Linked DNA regions of Homo sapiens: region 2 is linked to region 1. A link is an interaction called in ENCODE POLR2A ChIA-PET data of the cell type or tissue named here. Cell type or tissue: PC-3. All regions are shown on one strand. Each heading gives the region's core, and the rest is flanking DNA. Links, peaks and the distances in the headings are about the cores only. Region 1 overlaps SACS (sacsin molecular chaperone). Region 2 has its middle 110 kb from the start of TNFRSF19.

Region 1 (2,911 bases), core at 92-2,591:
AAGGGTCAGCTTTCACCATATTCCAGAGGATTTGGCCATGTATGAATTTGGTTGAACCAAAAGGATGAATTTTTCATTCCCATCTTCAGATGAACATGGACCCCATTTCTTAGGAGATCACCAAGGGCAATTCTGCCTCTATTCCTTTCTCAAAGAGCGTTTCTAGGGAAACTCAAGCTGTTCTGCCAGGTGCAGCTGCAGAGGCGTGTCTGTGAACACGGCAGCACTGAAAACTATGAAAAGCGAAGGAATCCTTCAGGGAAGAGGGGCTTTACTAGTCCCAAAGACACTCTTAAACAAACAGACAAGACAGCATATCAGAGGAGATAGAGTATTCGTGTGGTTCCTGATTGTATTTTAACCTCATTCCTGCAGGAGAGGCCTTTCTTGTCCCGTCCTCGTCCTCGGGGACCAGCCAGGTGTTGCTGTCCTAGTTTCTGGGAAGCAGCTTTATCCCCCCTTCTCTCCGGTGCAATTCACTTTGTCACCTCAGGAACTTCTTCACTTCCCACACTCTTCTCCTGCCTCCCTCTGCCAAAAGGCTCTACCTCTGCCAAAGGGCGGCGTTTAGCTCAGGGAACAGCTCCCATTATTTATACAATAGTTATGATTTAAGTCCCCAGTCTCCTGGCTGTTCCTGTTTGAAACTGTGTAACTCAAAGAACTTTTCCCATCAGTGAGTAAGTGCAGCTGGCATGTTTATCTTCCTACTCCTTAAATGAGATCATATGTACAGTAGTGCCAAGTTTTCCTACTGTGGGTCAAGCCCATATGCCAAAATAGGATATTTTTGCTGGGAAGGCCAAGAGGTCACTGCGTGGCACATCTGCTTGCTAGCTGTGGGCAGTGGCTTGAGGTTCCAAGCTGGGGAGGAGGGGAGCCCCTGTCCCTAACAGCTGCTGGACAGCACTGATTGTTTTGACCCCTGAAGCATGAGAGGAGGTCATGAATCAGTGGGCAGAGAGTATCATGAACACATTTCATGTCACTTCATGTGTTAAAAAATATTAGATCAGCAAAAGTAGTAGCATCTAATATTTGCAAAAACCGTCTGCAGTTGACTAAATGCTGTTAGAACACAGCTCAGTTTGGTGTTGCGGTGATACAGTTCATGGATAAGGCAAGCTGGCCCTGTTTAGGGATGAGGAAAGTTGGGCACAGCGAGATTATGCGATTCTCAAGCCATGGTGAGGAGAAGACCGAAGAATGTTCTCTTCCATCAGGTGGTGCTACTCCCCAAATGGTAGGGTAGAAGCAGCGTTCCTCTTCTGAAAAGAAAGAGAAGGAGGAAGAAGGAAATGAGGTTTGAGGGGGTGAAAGGAAAATATCTTAGGCCCCCAAAATCACTAAGGAAAACTCAACCCAGGAACTGCTTAGGGCAAACCTGCCTCCCATTCTATTCAAAGTCACTCCTCTGCTCTCTGAGATAGATGCATATCTGATTTGCCTCCGTTGGAAAGGCTAATCAGAAACTCAGAAGAATGCAACCACTTGTGTATCACCTGTCTGACTCACTTCCAGTCTTCTTGCTTTTGCTTCAAGTTGTCCCCCCTTTCCAGACCAAACCAATGTACTTCTTTTTTTTTTTTTTTTTTGAGACGGAGTCTCACTCTGTCACCCAGGCTGGAGTGCAATGGCATCATCTCAGCTCACTGCAACCTCCACCTCCCGAGTTCAAGCAATTCTTCCATCTCAGCCTCCCGAGTAGCTGGGATTACAGGCACCCACCATCATGCCGGGCTAAATTTTGTATTTTCGTAGAGACGGGGTTTCACCATGTTGGCCAGGCTGGTCTTGAACTCCTGACCTCAGGTGATCTGCCCGCCTTGGCTTCCCAAAGTGCTGGGATTACAGGCGTGGGCCACTGCACCTGGCCTGTACTTCTTACATATACTAACTGATGTCTCATGTCTCCCTGAATGTATAAAACCAAGCTGTGCCCTGACCACCTTGGGCAAATGTCATCAGGACTTCCTGAGGCTGTGTAAGGGGTGCGTCCTCAACCTTGACAAAATAAACTTTATAAATTAACTGAGACCTGTCTCAGATTTTCTGGGCTCACTGAAGTCCTATACTTGTGTCAGGCACTCAGTCGTGGGGAATAAGTAAGAGCTGGGAGCCACCGGGATTTAAACGAAGTATGGGCTGTTGCTGGACTCTTCTGGACACCAGTTTCCTTCTCTGTATAATGAAATTCACAATTCCCTACCAAATCACTAGGCTGTTATGAGACTGAAATAAGATCATCCCTATGAAATCACTTTAACAAATCTAAAATACCATGCCCCTGCAAGGTAATCTTATTGTATTGCATTTTAATTTTACTACCAGTATCATTCCAATTGTATAAAAATTTTGTATATACTAATATTCTCTGCCTTGTCACACAGACCCCCGGCGGCCATGCTCTAGCTCATAGGCACGAGCCCACTCCCGCAGGGAGTCAGGCGGGGTGGAGCTTCGGGGCCCCAAGTCCAGCACCCACCTGAGATCTTCACACCCTGAGCAGAGCAGTCGGGGCAACTTAACTGGGCACCAAGTGGGCAAAAATGGCGCCTTCCCCACCACATGTGCAGAAGGGTGAATTCCTGGATGTTGAGGGGTGGGGGCACAGAAACTCCCTGCCCGCTCTCCCCAGGAAGAGGGCAGGGCCCATGGGGACAAGGATTCCCACCTCTTCCCCACCACCATGGACATAAGGCCTTAGTGGACACCAAGGCCCCAGCACGACATCAGGCCCCAAACGACACTGGACTCTAGGTGGACACTGGACATCAGACACCAGGTTGATGCCAGGCCCTAGTCAAGTGGACTCCAGTCCCTGCATAAACATCAGGTCCCAGTTTGGCACATAGGCCCCAGGTGGACACCAGGCCCCTGGTGGATGCCCAGGTTAATACCAGGCCCCAGG
Region 2 (2,911 bases), core at 100-2,599, 250 kb before region 1:
ACAGGCACAGGAAGGCCATGGCCGCTTGAGCGCAGTGCACTAGCCTTTTCAGCCTTGTATTCTCAGGACTCCAGTGGAGCGTTGGTTTGATGTCAGCAGGTGGTTCTGCTGAGTCCTAAACTTGCACCTGAAGCTCAGCACTGCCCTGCTGGAAATCAGGACCAGACCAACATGACCTAGATGTTGCGGAACGAGCTCAGGCTCAGTATTTCCAAACAGGAGAGAGACTATCCATCTTCACTTCTGGCAGGGGGCTGGTCCCTCCCAGTGATTGGGGATTTTCTGCTGCTGGAGAGAGGTCCACTCACCTCCCTCTGGAACTCCGAAGCTTCTGGAAGACTATTTTGGTTTTTATGTCTGTCACCCCTTCACATAGAGGTAAGTCGGTCCCCCATGGGGGAAGCTCGAGCCCCAGGGCAGGGCCCATTGGATGCCTGTTGGCCTAGAAATCTGCCCTGAGCCACCTCACCCGTGTCCTCGTGCTCCAGCCTCCCTGCACTTCTCCCACTCCCAGCACAGGCTGAGCCTTTCCACCTGCAGTTCTAGCATTTTCCACCCCTCCACTTGCCTGGTGAATACCACATGAGTCTTCATGGCCCAGTGCAGAGGACTTTCCCTCCCAGCTTCTGTGCCCCCTCCTCACTGTCCCCAGAAGGATTTGCACTTGTATTTTTACAATTAAGAGCTATTTTATTAGGGACAGGTTCTTGCTCTGCTGCCCAGGCTGGAGTACAATGGCTCTAACACAGCTCACTGCAGCCTCAAACTCCTGGGCTCAAGGATCCTCCTGCCTGGTCCTCCTGAGTAGCTAGGACTACAGGCATGCACCACCACACTGGCTAATTTTTTCTTTTCTTTTTTTGTAGAGATGGAGTCCCAGATTGTTGTCCAGGCTGATCCCAAACTCTTGTCCTCACATAATCCTCTTGCATCAGCCTTGCAAGGTGCTGGGATTAGAGGCGTGAGCCACCATGCTGGCCCAGGTCTACTTTATAAACACTTAAAAGGCTTGCTTTCCTTATATTTCTTCATATCTTCTCTGGCCCTGGCACTGTAGTTAGAACCAAGCACATGCTCTATGCTATATAAATGTATGTTGAGTGCATACATTAAGGACTGCCACAGGAAATGCATCTTACTAGAGTGAGTCTTCTGAGAGGAATTGGACCTGTGTTTAGAACTTCAAGGGAAATGATTCATCTCTGATCTGTGGAGGGGTAGCATGCCTTGCGGTGGCGCAGCCTGCCTCCCTAACCTGCTATTAAAAGATTGCTGGCAGAATGGTCTGCAGATCTTCTATTTACTGTAAATAATCAACCCAGGTAAGGAAAATCCCTCTACATAGTTCTGCTAGTTAAATTCCACCCCAAACAAAGCTACCAGAACACAGCTATTTCAGTCTTAAGTAGGAATAGCTAATGCCATTAGAAATTATGGAAAAAAGAATCCTCTCTCTTTATAGAACAAAAAATGAAACCTGCTTCAGAAGACCACCCATGGTTCTAGAGAAAGTGGTTTTGCTGATAACTTTTAAAAATTCAAGTCTTCTGGAGAGGTGAATTTCAAGCAGCCATAGATCACACTAATTCAAACGCCACTGGCCATTCATGACATGACCTACCCTTGGCCAGCTGACTCTCTGGAGTAGAAACCTTTCAACCCTCCGTTGGTTGAAGTGTGACATAACTAATGCTAGTGTGAACTGCTGCCTTGACTCAGCATAATTATATCCCTATAATTGCATACCAGGACTTACTGAAACTTGTTTGACATTATAGACAATTTTGAAACCTCTCAGACCACTGTTCACTTTCAAGACTGAATGATAAACTTAAGCTCTATTTACAGACCTTAGTCGGTGCCAAATTTGTTTTTAAAAAATGTAATTCCAGCAATTTGGGATTCCAGCAATCCGAAGTGGGCGGATCATTTGAGGTCAGGAGTTTGAGACTAGCCTGGCCAACATGGTGAAACCCCGTTTATACAAAAAAAAAAAAAAAAAAACCCCACAAAAATTAGCCGGGTGTGGTGGCATGTGCCTGTAATCCCAGCTATGCAGGAAGCTGAGGCAGGAGAATTGTGTGAACCTGGGAGGTGCACTCCAGTCTGGGTGACAGAGCAAGACTGTCTCAAAAAAATTAATTAATTAAATTAAATTTTAAAAAAAGAAATCAGACAATACCTTCTTAGTTTAAAATGGGACACATTCAGAATAAGTACCCAGTTGCAGAGACCTTAATAATAGTGGTAATAATGAAAATATGTCATTGTTATTACTGAGGGGTGACAGTGTGCTGGCAGCCCTTGCTCGCTCTCAGCGCCTCCTCAACCTCTGCGCCAAGTCTGGCCACCCTTGAGGAGCCCTTCAGCCTGCTGCTGTACTATGGGAGCCCCTCTCTGGGCTGGCAGAGGTCGGAGCCGGCTCCCTCTGCTTGCAGGGAGGTGTGGAGGGAGAGGTGTGGGCGGGAACAGGGGTTGTGCCCAGCACTTGTGGGCCAGTACGCGTTCTGGGTGGGCGTGGGCTTTGTGGGCCACACACTCGGAGCCGGCCCGCCGGCCTGAGCAGTGAGGGGCTTTGCACCAGGGCCAGCAGCTGCAGAGGGTGTGCCAGGTACCCCAGCCGGCGCTGTGCTCGAATTCTCGCAGGGCCTCAGCTGCCTCCCCGTGGGGCAGGGCTCAGGACCTGCAGCCCACCATACCTAAGCCTCCCCACAAGTGGACTCCTGTGCTGCGGGAGCCTCCCCTAGGAGCCCCGCCCCCTGCTCCATGGCGCCCAGTCCCATCCACCGCCCAAGGGCTGAGGAGTGCGGGTGCATGGCGTGGGACTGGCGCCTGCAGCCCCCGTGCGAGATCCATTAGGTGAAGCCAGCTGGGCTCCTGAGTCTGGTGGGGACTTGGAGAATCTTTATGT

The links. ChIA-PET counts read pairs that join two places held together with the same protein. Peaks named below come from ENCODE experiments on the same cell type or tissue, not always from the same donor. Only the 100,000 strongest peaks of a DNase experiment are listed, where the experiment ranks them.
Region 2: POLR2A ChIA-PET joins it to region 1 with 5 read pairs; 2 of 35 experiments call an interaction of 5 or more read pairs at or near these places.

Annotation. Positions count from the first base shown.
Region 1 is chr13:23,425,324-23,428,234 of GRCh38, reverse strand. All of the region lies in intron 1 of SACS (sacsin molecular chaperone), which reads left to right. SACS-AS1 (SACS antisense RNA 1) reads right to left here. Exons shown (of 2, transcript NR_103450.1): 2 at 1-1,268. Among named protein-coding and RNA genes, the nearest start is that of SACS, 6.9 kb to the left of the region's middle. In PC-3, for the core only: no CTCF peak of the experiment used is centred there; DNase peaks (open chromatin) are centred at 634 and 1,484; H3K4me3 peaks cover 414 bases; H3K27ac peaks cover 1,418 bases.
Region 2 is chr13:23,677,726-23,680,636 of GRCh38, reverse strand. No RefSeq gene overlaps it. Among named protein-coding and RNA genes, the nearest start is that of TNFRSF19, 110 kb to the right of the region's middle. In PC-3, for the core only: no CTCF peak of the experiment used is centred there; a DNase peak (open chromatin) is centred at 1,186; H3K27ac peaks cover 1,503 bases.